Linked DNA regions of Homo sapiens: region 2 is linked to region 1. A link is an interaction called in ENCODE POLR2A ChIA-PET data of the cell type or tissue named here. Cell type or tissue: MCF 10A. All regions are shown on one strand. Each heading gives the region's core, and the rest is flanking DNA. Links, peaks and the distances in the headings are about the cores only. Region 1 overlaps LINC02725 (long intergenic non-protein coding RNA 2725). Region 2 has its middle 69 kb from the start of LINC02725.

Region 1 (8,268 bases), core at 2,155-4,654:
GTCATAAAGCTGGGCTTCCTACTCACATCCGACCTGCTATACCATTGAGTGTTAGTGAATCCTGTTCAAAGCACAAGATAGCGGGGAATTGAGCAGGGAGCTATGGCATGGCGGGTACTGAAGCTAGAGCTATTTTTGTTAGAAAAACTGTTAACCAGGTTCAGGAAGCAAGGCCAGGAATGAAAAGGAGGGCACTGCTCAGAAGACCATGCTTCTGACTTCATACTTTGGCTTCAGGCCACCTTCCTCCACTGCAATAGTACCTGTGCAATGAAAAATCGAATACAACGAAATTTGTAAACATATTCTCACTAGCTAAAGATGTTGCTAACATGATGTAGCAGTAATGTATGTATATACACGTGGATGGGATTGTAAAATCTAGAAACATGTGCAAATGCTGGTTTGTGGCTTGTTCTTTTGAAAATTCTGTTTCTATTTCAACCTAAAAATTTTTTCATGTTGGCAAATATTTTTCTAAGGTATGATTTTTAGTGAGTGTATTTTATTATATTATATGCATGTGTTATATTTAACCAATTTCCTATTATAGGAGTTTAGTTTTTATCCATTTGTCCTTTTTATAAAACAAAGTTATGACAAAGATTATTTACACAAATATCAAATTCTACATTCGTACTTTTTATGTAAAATTCCTCTAAGTTGAATTTGTGGGTGTTATGTATGCATATTTTTAAGGTTTTTTGATACCTGTTATTAAATTGCTCTGTAGAAAGTTTGTTGTTGTTGTTAAAGCAGTTTCCCACCTGTGTTGTTAGAGGGTGCCTATTGTTGCCAACCTTGAAAACACTGGATATTCACACTTTTAAATATCAATTGTGTAGGTAAAAATGGTGCTTCATTAGAATTTTTTAAATCAGCATCACATTCTTTGAGATAATTAAAAAACAAATTTAACCACATAGGCTTTCTCTATTAGTCATAGGTTTATCAACCCCATTGTAATGACGAATCTTTGTTAAATATAATTTAGACACGGTAACCACTGAGCCACACTTTCCCTTTATGCTAACTTCTATCTTACCTCCTTGATTAACTCTGGACTTTCTGACTTAGAACTTGTAGAGTGTCTGTGTGTGTGTGTGTGTGTGTGTGTGTGTGTATGTGTGTGTGTGTCTTTGCAGCGGTGGGGTGTCACTTCCCCAAACCCTTCATGTTTTGGAATTGAAGAAAAGAATATTTTCTGCTTAGGAAAAGCAGCATTTCTGTTTGGGTCCTCATTCCTCTACAACCTCCCACCCCCTTGTTAGCCACCTAATTTGCCAATTAACCCAGGCATTCCTGATTCTGGGGGTAAAAGGCGAAACAGAGAGCCATGCAGACAATATATAATACCCCCATGAGGGCATCAGAATTTGACAGCCTTCAATAGGTTAATTTTTCAAAGTGGTAAGCTGATATTTCTGTATAAAATGCACATCTGCAGGGTAAACGGTATTAAGTGTTGGTGAATTATGGTCCCAGCCTAGGGGTCACTTGAGCCTCAGTGCTACAAGTACCTTAATGCTTTTTTGAATGAAGGCTCCACTAATTGTTTCCATATGATTCTCCCCTTGTCCCTCCTCCCAGCCTCCCTCACTGTCCCCACCCCTTCCCCACTTGCGCTTTGGCACACACAGGAATAATGAGCTATGAAATTGTACCATATTGATTGGGGACTGATCTTACAATAGAAACTGCCATTTTCCCCTGGATTTGCTTTGACTCTTGAAGTTCAGACACCTTTGGGGTCAAGTCTCAGAAGCCCTAAGCCTTCCCCCTCTGCTCCCTACTCCCTCATTCTTTTAAACCACTGGGAGCGAGCACATAGACTATGAAGAAGCAGGCAGACCATTAATTAGCTTGACTGTTATGCTGTCTGGTGGAAGGGGGATCTGAGGGCCTTTTAAAGGGTGTGTTGGCATGTTGATGGGAAGGAAGGAGGGGAGAAGAGTTACAAGCTTTCCCAAAATATGCCCCTGGAAGGATCCCCTGTGTGAGGCAAGGCAAGCCAGTCCAGAAATGAGCCTTCTGAGGTTTGTCTGCTTCCCACCCAAAGACCCAGAGTAGAACTGAGAGACAACACAGGTGGGCTTCCTGGATGGAGATTAAAGTTAGTTAAACAATATTGTCCATTTGGCTAAAAGGGGATCAGCAGGAGACCTGGCAATGGGCAAACAGAGAAAAGAAACGTGGCGTGTCTAACGTCTATTGCATGCCAGGTGCCCTCATGAGCGGTCATTAATTCTAAACCACTGACTTCCCATGGAAAGTAAGCATGAGCATGTCCACGATGAGAATAAGAGGCTCACCAAGTCAAGCGGCTTGCCTGAGATTATTACCAGATCTTGTAGATGGTGGATCTATATTCACACTCAGATCTGCCACGTTTCAAAACCTATGCTCTCCAACAGCTTAATTTAGTGGTAGATGGGGCATGCTCTGGGATCCTACAGACCTGATTGGATGCTGACTCTTCCACTCACAAGCTAAGCAACCCAGAGATGCTACCCAGTTTTTAATTTGTAAAATGGGGATATTTCTATATGCCTTATACGACTGTCATGAGAACAAGAGAACACATTTGGGCAAGGCAGGGTGGCTCACGCCTGTAATCCCAGCACTTTGGGAGGCTGAGACGGGTGGATCACTTGAGGTCAGGTTGAGACCAGCCTGGCAAACATGGGGAAACCCCACCTCTGCTAAAAATACAAAAATTAGCCTGGCGTGGTGGCTCGCGCCTATAGTCCCAACTACTTGGGAGGCTGAGGCAGGAGAATCACTTGAACCTAAGAGGCAATGAGTGGTTGCAGTGAGCTGAGATTTTGCCACTGCACTTCAGCCTGGAAAAAAAAAAAAAAAGAACCCATGTGGAACATAGCATGTAGCACTGATTGAACACTCAGAAGATGTTAGTTGTTAATAGTTGTCGTTGTTTTTACTATTATTATTTCTGTTTCCTCCTATAAACTACAAATCCCCACTGCCACAGAATCCTTGACACTCTGTTGGCCTTGAGCTTCCCCTGGTTTCTCTTCCTGCTCAGTTCAGCCTGAAGTGACTTTGCATTCTCTTGAATTCCTCTGCTGCTACCTGTTTTGTTCTCTTGGCAGTAATACAACTGCCTTCTCACTTTAACTGCATTATTGAAATGGTATTTGTACTTTATAGCTATTTAATTTCCTCTGTGTTTATGGCTTATTCTTCTCCAACTAAATTGTAGATATCCCTGCAGGGCAGGAGTCTCACATTTCCTTCAGTTTCTTGCTACAGCTGGCTTAAAGCCATGCCAGTCTGGCTGCTCAGAGTCTCAGGATTCAATCGTGTCATGTGTTAATACAGAGTACAAAATTCCATTTCAGGTAACCCTAAAAATATGATGAGATTTGCTTTTCTTCCCCACATTGCTGGTCTGATCTCTAGCCTGTACCTGGCTGGGCAGCTCGAAACCATCTGCATATCTAGGGCCTTCTGCTGTTTATGCTGATGTTTACAAGCGAGCAAGTATTTGGCAGTGAAATTGTCTTTTGAAATATGACTTAAGTAAATTAAGCAATTCAAAAATGAATCAGGCCGGACTACATTTTATTTGTTTTGAATGATGCTGCTCTGTCCCCGTGGATTGAACTTATAGCCAAATGGTTGAGATTTATTATCTTTGCACAGTGCAAATTCAAGCTGAGTATGTTTATAGTTAGAGTTTATTCAGACACATTTTGTAGAAACTCAACACAAACTAGTTTGAGAGAAAAGGATACTGGGGATGAATGAAAAACCAAAACAGTTTGCGAAGAGTGTGAAAGGTGGAAAGCAAAATAAGTAAAACGTTTCAAAAACAGAGTTTAAAAAAAGAAGAGAAAAAATATAAACCAAAACAGCTTTCAGGGATCTTAAAAACTGGAATCTGAACCATCTCCTTCGTTCTTCCTCCCTTCTCCTACCTCTTATTTTTCCCCCTCTCTCTGGGTGATAGATTTATTCTCTGTCTTTTTTCAGCTCTGGGATTATATTCTTAAAGCTCCACAAGCAAATAATAGAGAAGTTTTCTGCAGCACCTCCACTTAAGAAAACTACAAGGAAAATTCTGACAGAAGCACGAACATGCAATAGGATAACTGGCCTTATCCAGGTCCCCTGCCCACTCCTGTAGTCAGAAAGGCCAACTTTGCTGCCTAACCACAATTCAACAATCTTGAGAAGACTGAGATAAAAAGACAATTGAATATTACTGGATTTTTTGTCTCTCACTTTAACTCATTACCTATTTATTTAGTACTTGCTGAGCACTGATGAATGAATAATGAACAAGAGAGACATGCAGCTGACATTCCAGAAGGGAGGAATGGTGATTAAATAATTCTTTGTTTTTTTTTTTTTAATTTTTTTTATTATTATTACACTTTAAGTTTTAGGGTACATGTGCACAATGTGCAGGTTTGTTACATATGTGTACATGTGCCATGTTGGTGTGCTGCACCCATTAACTCGTCATTTACATTAGGTATATCTCCTAATGCTATCCCACCCCCTTCCCCTGACCCCACAACAGGCCCCGGATTGTGATGTTCCCCTTCCTGTGTCCATGTGTTCTCATTGTTCAAATCCCACCTATGAGTGAGAACATGTGGTGTTTGGTTTTTTGTCCTTGTGATAGTTTGTTGAGAATGATGGTTTCCAGTTTCATCCATGTCCCTACAAAGGACATAAACTCATCAATTTTTATGGCTGCATAGTATTCCATGGTGTATATGTGCCACATTTTCTTAATCCAGTCTATCGTTGTTGGACATTTGGGTTGGTTCCAAGTCTTTGCTATTGTGAATAGTGCCGCAATAAACATACGTGTGCATGTGTCTTTATAGCAGCATGATTTATAATCCTTTGGGTATATACCCAGTAATGGGATGGCTGGGTCAAATGGTATTTCTAGTTCTAGATCCCTGAGGAATCGCCACACTGACTTCCACAATGGTTGAACTAGTTTACAGTCCCACCAACAGTGTAAAAGTGTTCCTATTTCTCCACATCCTCTCCAGCACCTGTTGTTTCCTGACGTTTTAATGATCGCCATTCTAACTGGTGTGAGATGGTATCTCATTGTGGTTTTGATTTGCATTTCTCTGATGGCCAGTGATGATGAGCATTTTTTGATGTGTTTTTTTGGCTTCATAAATGTCTTCTTCAGAGAAGTGTCTGTTCATATCCTTTGCCCACTTTTTGATGGGGTTGTTTGTTTTTTTCTTATAAATTTGTTTGAGTTCATTGTAGATTCTGGATATTAGCCCTTTGTCAGATGAGTAGGTTGCGAAAATTTTCTCCCATTTTGTAGGTTGCTTGTTCACCCTGATGGTGGTTTCTTTTGCTGTGCAGAAGCTCTTTAGTTTAATTAGATCCCATTTGTCAATTTTGGCTTTTGTTGCCATTGCTTTTGGTGTTTTAGACATGAAGTCCTTGCCCATGCCTATGTCCTGAATGGTATTGCCTAGGTTTTCTTCTAGGGTTATTATGGTTTTAGGTCTAACATGTAAGTCTTTAATCCATCTTGAATTAATTTTTGTATAATGTGTAAGGAAGGGATCCAGTTTCAGCTTTCTACATATGGCTAGCCAGTTTTCCAAGCACCATTTATTAAACAGGGAATCCTTTCCCCATTTCTTGTTTTTCTCAGGTTTGTCAAAGATCAGATAGTTGTAGATATGTGGCATTATTTCTGAGGGCTCTGTTCTGTTCCACTGATCTATATCTCTGTTTTGGTACCAGTACCATGCTGTTTTGGTTACTGTAGCCTTGTAGTATAGTTTGAAGTCAGGTAGCGTGGTGTCTCCAGCTTTGTTCTTTTGCCTTAGGATTGCCTTGGCGATGCGGGCTCTTTTTTGGTTCCATATGAACTTTAAAGTAGTTTTTTCCAATTCTGTGAAGAAAGTCATTGGTAGCTTGATGGGGATGGCATTGAATCTATAAATTACCTTGGGCCGTATGGCCATTTTCACGATATTGATTCTTCCTACCCATGAGAATGGAATGTTCTTCCATTTGTTTGTATCCTCTTTTATTTCATTGAGCAGTGGTTTGTAGTTCTCCTTGAAGAGGTCCTTCACATCCCTTGTAAGTTGGATTCCTAGGTATTTTATTCTCTTTGAAGCAATTGTGAATGGGAGTTCACTCATGATTTGGCTGTTTGTCTGTTATTGGTGTATAAGAATGCTTGTGATTTTTGTACATTGATTTTGTATCCTGAGACTTTGCTGAAGTTGCTTATCAGCTTAAGGAGATTTTGGGCTGAGACAAGGGGGTTTTCTAGATATACAATCATGTCATCTGCAAACAGGGACAATTTGACTTCCTCTTTTCCTAATTGAATACCCTTTATTTCCTTCTCCTGCCTAATTGCCCTGGCCAGAACTTCCAACACTATGTTGAATAGGAGTGGTGAGAGAGGGCATCCCTGTCTTGTGCCAGTTTTCAAAGGGAATGCTTCCAGTTTTTGCCCATTCAGTATGATATTGGCTGTGGGTTTGTCATAGATAGCTCTTATTATTTTGAGTTACGTCCCATCAATACCTAATTTATGGAGAGTTTTTAGCATGAAGGGTTTTTGAATTTTGTCAAAGGCCTTTTCTGCATCTATTGAGATAATCACGTGGTTTTTGTCTTTGGTTCTGTTTATATGCTTGATTATATTTATTGATTTGCATATATTGAACCAGCCTTGCATCCCAGGGATGAGGCCCACTTGATCATGGTGGATAAGCTTTTTGATGTGCTGCTGGATTTGGTTTGCCAGTATTTTATGGAGGATTTTTGCATCAATGTTCATCAAGGATATTGGTCTAAAATTCTCTTTTTTGGTTGTGTCTCTGCCAGGCTTTGGTATCAGGATGATGCTGGCCTCATAAAATGAGTTAGGGAGGATTCCCTCTTTTTTTATTGATTGGAATAGTTTCAGAAGGAATGGTACCAGTTCCTCCTTGTACCTCTGGTAGAATTTGGCTGTGAATCCATCTAGTCCTGGACTCTTTTTGGTTGGTAAGCTATTGATTATTGCCACAATTTCAAAGCCTGTTATTGGTCTATTCAGAGATTTAACTTCTTCCTGGTTTAGTCTTGGGAGGGTGTATGTGTCCAGGAATTTATCCATTTCTTCTAGATTTTCTAGTTTATTTGCGTAGAGGTGTTTGTAGTATTCTCTGATGGTAGTTTGTATTTCTGTGGGATCAGTGATGATATCCCCTTTATCATTTTTTATTGTGTCTATTTGATTCTTCTCTCTTTTCTTCTTCATTAGTCTTGCTAGCGGTCTATCAATTTTGTTGATCCTTTCAAAAAACCAGCTCCTGGATTCATTAATTTTTTGAAGGGTTTTTCGTGTCTCAATTTCCTTCAGTTCTGCTCTGATTTTAGTTATTTCTTGCCTTCTGCTAGCTTTTGAATGTGTTTGCTCTTGCTTTTCTAGTTCTTTTAATTGTGATGTTAGGGTGTCAATTTTGGATCTTTCCTGCTTTCTCTTGTGGGCATTTAGTGCTATAAATTTCCCTCTACACACTGCTTTGAATGTGTCCCAGAGATTCTGGTATATTGTGTCTTTGTTCTCATTGGTTTCAAAGAACATCTTTATTTCTGCCTTCATTTCGTTATGTACCCAGTAGTCATTCAGGAGCAGGTTGTTCAGTTTCCATGTAGTTGAGCGGTTTCGAGTGAGTTTCTTAATCCTGAGTTCTGGTTTGATTGCACTGTGGTCTGAGAGACAGTTTGTTTTAATTTCTGTTCTTTTACATTTGCTGAGGAGAGCTTTACTTCCAAGTATGTGGTCAATTTTGGAATAGGTGTGGTGTGGTGCTGAAAAAATGTATATTCTGTTGATTTGGGGTGGAGAGTTCTGTAGATGTCTGTTAGGTCCACTTGGTGCAGGGCTGAGTTCAATTCCTGGGTATCCTTGTGAACTTTCTGTCTCGTTGATCTGTCTAATGTTGACAGTGGGGTGTTAAAGTTTCCCATTATTATTGCGTGGGAGTCTAAGTGTCTTTGTAGGTCACTCAGGACTTGCTTTATGAATCTGGGTGCTCCTGTATTGGTTGCATATATATTTAAGATAGTTAGCTCTTCTTGTTGAATTGATCCCTTTACCATTATGTAATGGCCTTCTTTGTCTCTTTTGATCTTTGTTGGTTTAAAGTCTGCTTTATCAGAGACTAGGATTGCAACCCCTGCCTTTTTTTGTATTCCATTTGCTTGGTAGATCTTCCTCCATCCTTTTATTTTGAGCCTGTG
Region 2 (8,268 bases), core at 2,724-5,223, 120 kb after region 1:
GCCGACAAGTCATAGCACTGGGCGAGGACCAAGTCAGCACCTGGTGAAGCTCGCAGCTCCACCACTGTGTCCTGCAGAGGGCCCAGGTTGTAAGAGGCTGTCCCAATTCGGAAGGACAACCTTTCCCCAACCTTTTCCTTCTATAACTGCTTTAAATAGTTTTATATCAAGAATATTTCTCTCAAGAATATCAACTAGATTTGAAAGAGAATAAAAATTCAAGAGATAGAAACCATTAGAGGAAAAGAAACCACATTTTGCCTTAAATAAGAGTTGACAATAACCTGCATGGTCAAAGTGTGTTAGTTTTGTGAATCATTTTCTGGAACCCCCAGGCCACAGATATTCTACTCAGGCCAGAAAATTATAGCTTGACCCTGGCCCCATTTCTTCCTTGGTACCCCTTTGTATTCATTCTTTCTTCTTTATCCACTCCCTGATGCTCAGAACAGATACAAATAGCTGTGTGTAGCAAACCCATTGCACGTTTTCATCCCAGCTTCCCTGGAAGCTTTCATGCTGAAATAAAAACCAGGAGGAATGCATTGCAAAGAAGGCTCTGAGCAAATCACCCCTCTCCTCAGGCCATCTCCCTTTCTGTTGGGCCCATCATGTCTCCGCCAGCTCAGTGACCTTGAACTGCTGCTGCCACCCTCCTCAGGCGAGGTGCAGCCTCTCTATAGAAGGCCCCTGAGGTTCCCTTAAGCAGCTCAGGGTCTCCTTCCAGGACTTGCCTCCTCCCCTTTGTTCCAAGACCTGTTTGGAGATTTCCATCCTGCACCTTGTACTTCTAATTTTTTTACTTCTCTTTCCAGGCCCCGTGGATAGCATTGTTAATGGGACAGCTCAGTTGCTTCCATCCTTCCCCCAGATGCCCTTTCACTCTCCCTTGGCTTCATGCCACTTGGCTTTGGGCTCCTTCTTTGTGGCCACGTGGTCTTGTGTAACTCCAGACCCAGATCCAGCCAGGAGTTCAGGTACTTAACATGTGGGTGGGTGACTTTTTACAGATTAGTTTGCCTGCATTAAAATGGCATGTCAGTCCTCCTAAATTAACTTTCTATAATTCTTCTAAACATCAGGATGCTGCCACAGGGACAAACCAGGAGTGTCCCCCTGTGGCCCCCCCCCTAGAGAAATCTCCTGTCCCATTCCCTTTATCAACATGGCAGGATCATGTGTCCATTGGTCAGTGATAAAAGTTACAAAATAATGAGTCAATAGTCCCAGCTGTCAACAGATTTGGTTCAGGGGCTGCCAGATGGGCAAATAGAGTGGTAATTCCTACAGTGGCTTTTGGGTACAGGGTTAAGTCCTTCTTGGAGAGCTAAAGTCAAGGAACTTTTGGCTGACAGGAAAAAAATGTAAAAGAACTATGTAAGGGAGCAGATGGCAAGGACTTCTTCCCAACTACTGGGAGGTTCTATACTTTTCCAAGGGCCAAGTCTAACAAGCATTGATAAACTGCATCATTTTCTTCTTTGCCCCTGATATCTACACAGCTGAGCCTCTTTAACCACATCTTTCTTTCTCAGAAATTTCCAGGGAAGACCCAGTAGAGATGAGGGTGATGGAACATTTGCCACATTTCTTTGGCTTCTGCGGCTAAAGAGCGGATCCTGGTCTAGATGGGATGACAGCTTGGAATACCAATTGCTATCTTTATCTGTTCTAAGGATATAGATTAAACCTGTGTAGCTTACAGAAAGAAATTTTATTTTAAGGTGGCTACCTGAATACCTATGTCAGAGCAGCCATCTTGCCAATAGCCACCTGGGTAGGGGATAGGACTGGATTTGCCCAGATCTTACTGGTGATCATAGGATTTTGGAACTAGAAGGATCATCAAGCTCTATGGATTTTCAAACTGTGCTCCATAGAATACTATTGGGCCACAGAGTTCACTCAGGAGTTGCAGAATCAGGGGGCAGTTGAGGGGCCAGTGATCAGCCAACTTCAACCAGGCGCTCTACTTTTATTTACTGTATCTTTTGAAATGGAGCAAAGTGGATAAGATCCCAGAGTTTTAAGACAGATAACTGGGATGGATTGTATTATTCAGCATCTATATGCTTCAATTTGTAAAATGGGGATAACAATAATCATTACTAAATTTCTTATAGCAATGACCATGTGCTTGGCATCATTTTAAGTGCTTTATATTTATTTAATATTAATAAATCAATTATTTACATTTATCATGACAAGTACTGTTTTATAGAAGAAATACTGTTTACAAGAGCATTAAATTCTAGAGTCAGTTCATGAATAAGGGAAGTATATATACATTTAAAATGATCCCGATATAGTTTGGATGTTTGTCTCCTCCAAATCTCATGTTGAAATGTGATCCCCAGATTTGGAAGTGGAGCCTGATGACACTTTTCTTTAGTGTCTGGGTCCTGGGGCGGATCCCTCATGATGGCTTCCTGCTGTCCTTGCAGCAATGTGAGTTCTCACTCTGTTGGTTCATGTGAGATCTGGTTGTTTAAAAGAGTCTGGGGCCTCCCTCCTTCCTCTTTCTTCCTCTTTCCTGCTTCAGCTCTCACTGTGTCATGTGCCTGCTCCTCCTTTGCCTTCTGCCTTGACTGGAAGCTTCCTGAGAACTCCCCGGAAGCTGAGCAGATACTGATGCCACGCTTATGCAGCCTGCAGAACCATGAGCCAAATAAACCTCTTTTATTTATAAATTACCCAGTGTAAGGTATTCCTTTATAGCAATGCAAAACAGGCAAACGCAGCCCTGAAAATGCCAAGTTCTCAGAAAAGGTTATTACTTTTTACAGGGTTTGGGAATTTAGACTTGTATGAGCTCTCCTATCTCGTTTCAAGTCAGCAATTCTCAGCGAGCCTCAGCTGATGTTTTAGTTTTGCCCTCCAATGGGTTGGTGAAATAACTTTACCTGTCTTTCCTGGCCATCTGAATACCGATGGTACCTCCATATCAATGGTCAAAAGCCCTTACAATTCATTCTTTACCTTTAAACAAAAGCTGTATCTTTATCCAACATGCAGTGATATTTTAGTAACTTTACTATGTGTCAGGTTCTATTCTGAGAGCTTCACATATATCAAATTATTCAATCTTCAAAACATGCCATGGTAGTTACTATTGTTATCTTCCTTTTACAGGTGGAAAATCTGGCACGATGTGACAGTGGACATGGGCCCAAGCAGGTAGATCATAGAGTTCCTTTTATTACTATTATACTCTGCTGATTATTTAGGCAGGATTATTTCCACTGCCTACATAATATAAATGGTGCAAAAAAAACCTCACCGGAGATGTAGAGTTGAATTCATGTAAAACTTACTGCAATTGGGATGCTTCCCCTTGAAAATATGTTATTTAATGTTTCCAAGAGGCATCAAAACTTAGTTCTATTAATAAGGCTTATTTCACTCATGAGAAAACAGGATTAGAAAAAATAAAATATTGCCCAAGATTCTATACTAAGTTCTAATGCAGTAGGATGACCTGGTCTAGCTGATGCCAAGACAATAATGCTCTTTAGCTGTGGTTTTGCTTTCTGCTGTTCCAGTGACCCAAGGTCAATCAAGAGCCAAAAATATTAAATGGAAAATTCCAGAAATAAATAACTTATATGTTTTAAACTGCACACTGTTCTGAGTAGCATGAAGAAATCTTGTGCTGTCCCTCTCCCTCCCGGGATGTGAATCATGCCTTTGTCCAGCGTGTCCACGCTGTCTACAATGCTCTCCCGTGAGTCACTTAGTGGCTGTCTTCATTATCAGATGCACTATTGCAACATTACAGTGTTTGTATTTGAGTCAACCTTATTTCACTTCATAATGGCCCCAAAATGCAAGAGTAGTCACGTTGGCAGTTCACATATGCCAAAGAGCGTCATAAAAGGCTTCCTTCAAGTAGAAAGGTTAACTTAATAAGGAAAGAAAAAAAGTTGTTTGCTGAGGTGACTGAGATTTCTGGTAGGAACGAATTTTCTATCCATTGCATTGTGAAGAAGGGGGACAAATGATGCTGGTTTTGCTGCCACCTCTCACACTGCAAAAGTTTTGGCTACGGTGCATGATAAGTCCTTAGTTAAGGTAGAAAAGGCACTAAATTTCTGCATGGAAGACACGAACAAAAATATGTTCCAATTGACAGCAATCAGGTTTCATACTGGGGGTCTTGAAACATATTCCCCACTGGGCATCCACTGGGGGTCTTGAAACATATTCCCCACAGATATGGGGGAGTGCTGTACCTACAATATTATCCTGTACCCCATTTTACCTTCCTGTGCAAGACTGTTAAAGGGGTTAAATGAGATGATGCATGCGGAAAGCCTATCACAGATCCTGAAGCAATAGGTTGCAATGAATGTTAGTTAAAATCACAAGTAGGTTCCCAGGAAGCAGACCCTGAGGCAGAGATAAGAGAGCAGAATGTGTATCAGAGAGTATTGTTGGATCAACACATGGGGGAAAGAGGGAGAGGAAGCAAGATTGGACAGAAAGTTGAGTTGATTTGCAAGGAAGCCTCACAGCCAATGCCATAGGAAGCTTGAGAGCTAGGCTGGTTCACTGGAGTTGTCATGAATTGGAACAAGGGAGCCACATCTTTATAACCCTGCATTGATCAAGCTTTAGATGAAGCCTGCCCTGAGAAGGAGATGTGTGACTTTGGGTGAAACAATTTTCTTCAGCCAAGGCAGTCGTCAAAGAGGTCTGAAAGCTGAGGCAGTCAGCTGCTAGCAGCTATGGGGAAACGCCCTTCACTCCTGAAACTGTCACACTGAGGTATCCATCTGTTGTATTAATACTTGCAATATTTATTGCTTTTATTATTATTATTATTGGCTTCATTACAATATTTTGTTAAAATTTTTTCAAGTTTAGACATGTTTGAAAATTGATGATTTAAATAATTTAGACCTACTAGAGAAGCGGAAATTGAGTCCTAGAGTGAGCTGGGTGGGAACCCCAGTGTGCATCATGTATGGGCTAGGACCCTGGTCCAGCCCTCTAGTATCCTGTCTGCCTTCAGTCTTTAGTCTCCAGTTCTTTCCTCCCTTAACTACTGGGTGAATGAAGCCCTTGTCATAGTCTGAGCCATCTATAAGTAAGAGAAACAACCCCCAGACCTACATGCATTTGTTTCATTGGAGAACCAGTGTGTTTCAAAATTAAACCTTCACCTAGTTAGGTATTTAGGGACTAGGGATGCCATTAGAAGAAATAGGATCCACTCTATGACTCTGGGATGGGACAGGATTCATGAGATTTATGGCCATGAAGGCCTTTGAGGATAACTTCTATGGTTATAAATTAGGTATAGGAGTATAATATGCATTCCTCCGGAAAAAGCTAAGAGCAGAGAAATAGAAAAGGAGAGTGATAATCTTACCTAAATTCTAATCCTAGGATAGCTGCTGCAGTTGAGCACAAAATCTGGCTGTGAGTTTCCTGGCAGTCAAATGGCTTCACAACCCTCTTAAAACTTCTTCTTTATGGGGAGACCAGGGACTCAGAGAGAGCTAAGTGTTGAGCTCAGGAGAGTCTCACCTGAGATAGGTTCATCTGTGGACTCCTCTTACAGATGATAGACAGGGAAGCCTTAGATGTCATACGACACTTGGGGATGTGGTGTGGTATTTAAGTGTGGGTGTACGTATGTGTAAATGTGTGTCCACTTATTTGAATCATCGTATTTACACCTGTGCAAATTTGTGGTGGTTTAAAATATCTCCACTGATCATACAGTGCCTATCTGTAGATGCCCCAGGAATATTCAACCAGCATTAACCCTGTAGGAGAAAATACTTTACTAATGCCAACTTCTAGGAAGATGACAAGTATAATTTCCAGTTGTCATTCTTGCCCTAGGGGGCTTGAACAGAATATATTAATGAGGGCCAGGCTGCCTCGGGCTCTTCATGAGGCTACTTCTTAATCATTTAGCCATCTGATCACACCACCTCCCAGCCTTGACCCACAGCAGAAATTTAGAGCTCTTAGGAAAAAGGCAGGCAGTATAAGATGGTGAAGATTGTATGGCATGCATCTTCCTTTCAAACATGACATTAGAATGAGATATCCTGACTGCCCTTTAGTTTCACAGTGGCCCATTGGGAGCCCTAAGGATCTGATTGTAAGGTAAACACCAGAAAGTGATACGTACATAAGCAATGTGTTCTCTAGACTTCTCTGTACCCAAAATTATTAGTTGACACCATTAGCATTAGTAGTGTCTTTCCTTCTTCCCTTTGATAAAACAAGAACACAATTGTAACCCTAATGGGCCATCTTTGAAGAACAGAAGCTTATGTTTCTGATCAATATACCAGCAAGCCCACTTGACAAAAGGGTTAGGATGGTATTAGAAACTAATCTTTAAAAAAATGTCCATGCTTATGTTAAACAGTGCTAGCATCTTTCTCTAGTATCCTTTTTGCATTAAAAAATAATGCTTAGTGAGCTTTTACAAGGTGCTCAGTGCTGGGCCAAGCACCCCCATGTCTGATCTCATTTAATCCTCTCAACAGCCATATGAAGCAAGTACTATTATTAGATCTGGTTTATAAGTGAAGAAACTGGGGTTTAGAGAATAATTTGTTCAAGGTGACTTAACCAGTAGTGGAGAGATACCGACTTAGTGCAGTTTGATGGCAGAACCAAGCTTCTCAACCATCCTGCTGTACTCACTCTTATGAAGATATCAGAGGATAGCAGAGAGAAGACTGTTTCTATTTCTTTGTCTCTGGGGTGCTCTGTGACCCACTGCTAGTCTTCACACCTACAGATAATTCTTATTAGAATTTGAAATAAAAATTGTAGCAGCCTTTTAATGTTTACCTGTCTATCCCAAGCAGCCTTCTAAGGAAATCAAACTTGTCACTTCTTGACTTCATTTCACACTATGCATTCATGCCTAGGACATCAGAGATCTTAGTGTCTCTGAGGAAGGACAAACCTTGAGCAATCAAGGTCCTTTACAACAGGTCCTCAGTAACTTTGTCTCATTCTATCTCAGCTTTCATTCAGCATGTGCCATCCCAGGCACCATAGACTAGAGTTATTGAAGGTCACTCTGTTTGCATAGTGTCTCTGATCAGATCATATCTGCTTATTCCCTTTGCCTGAAAAAAATTATTTTCCTTCCTCATCTGTGGAACTTCAATTTGTCTGTCCTTGAAAGAGTATCCTAAGTGCTACCGCTGATGTAAATTCATCCTGATCCCTCAGGCAGAATAAATCTCTTCTCTGTGATGCTAGAATGCTTTGAAATGCTCTCCATTATGAATCTGTATTAGTCAGGGTCCTCCAGAGAATCATAACCAATGGAATGTGCATAGCTGTAGAGATCTATGGATCTATATACACATCCTCTATCTATCTATCATCGATCTATCATCTATCATCCTCTATATCTGTCATCTATTTATCAATCATCTACCTATAATATCTATCATCTCTCTATATTTGTCACCTATCAATCTTCTATCTATCACTATCTATCATTTATCTTTCTCTATATCTATCCCCTATCTATCATCTGTCTATATCTGTCATCTATCTATCTATCATCCATCTATATCTGTCATCTATTTATCAATCATATGCCTATAATATCTATCATCTGTCTATATTTGTCACCTATCAATCATCTATCTATCACTATCATTTATCTTTCTCTACATCTATCACCTATCTATCATCTGTCTATATCTGTCATCTATCTATCTATCAATCATCTATGTATTGAGAGATTTATTTTAAGGAATTCTCTCATGCAATTGTAGGGGCTGGCAAGGCTGAATTCTGAAGGACAGGCCTGCAGGCTGGAGACCCTGGAAAGAGTTAATGTTGTACCTTGAATCTAAATGCAGTCTGGAGGCACAATTCCTTCTACTCAAAAGACCTTTTGAGGTCTTTTCTCTTAAGGCCTACAACTGGTTGGACAAGGCACATTCACATTATGAAGGATCACCTGCCTCACTCAAAAGCTACTAATTTAAATGTTAATAATATCTAAATAATACATTTACAGCAATATTTAGACTGGTGTTTAACCAAAAATGATACCATAGCCTAGCCAAGCTGACACATAAAATTAACCATTACACACTGTTAGATTTTTCTGCAACTACTTGTTTGTGTCTCCCAGCTCCTCTAGAATATGAACTGCTTGTGGGCAGTGATCCTCACATTTTAGTCTCATTGTGATCATAATAAACATCACTTCCTTTCACATATAAAACTGTGAGCACTGCATCTACTGTCAAAAAAATGTGTTTCAAG

What was found. Peaks named below come from ENCODE experiments on the same cell type or tissue, not always from the same donor. Only the 100,000 strongest peaks of a DNase experiment are listed, where the experiment ranks them.
Region 2: POLR2A ChIA-PET joins it to region 1 with 7 read pairs; 7 of 35 experiments call an interaction of 5 or more read pairs at or near these places.

The regions. Positions count from the first base shown.
Region 1 is chr11:128,142,327-128,150,594 of GRCh38, reverse strand. The region is part of intron 2 of LINC02725 (long intergenic non-protein coding RNA 2725); the gene reads right to left. Among named protein-coding and RNA genes, the nearest start is that of LINC02725, 51 kb to the right of the region's middle. In MCF 10A, for the core only: no CTCF peak of the experiment used is centred there; a DNase peak (open chromatin) is centred at 3,404.
Region 2 is chr11:128,022,276-128,030,543 of GRCh38, reverse strand. No RefSeq gene overlaps it. Among named protein-coding and RNA genes, the nearest start is that of LINC02725, 69 kb to the left of the region's middle. In MCF 10A, for the core only: no CTCF peak of the experiment used is centred there; a DNase peak (open chromatin) is centred at 3,723.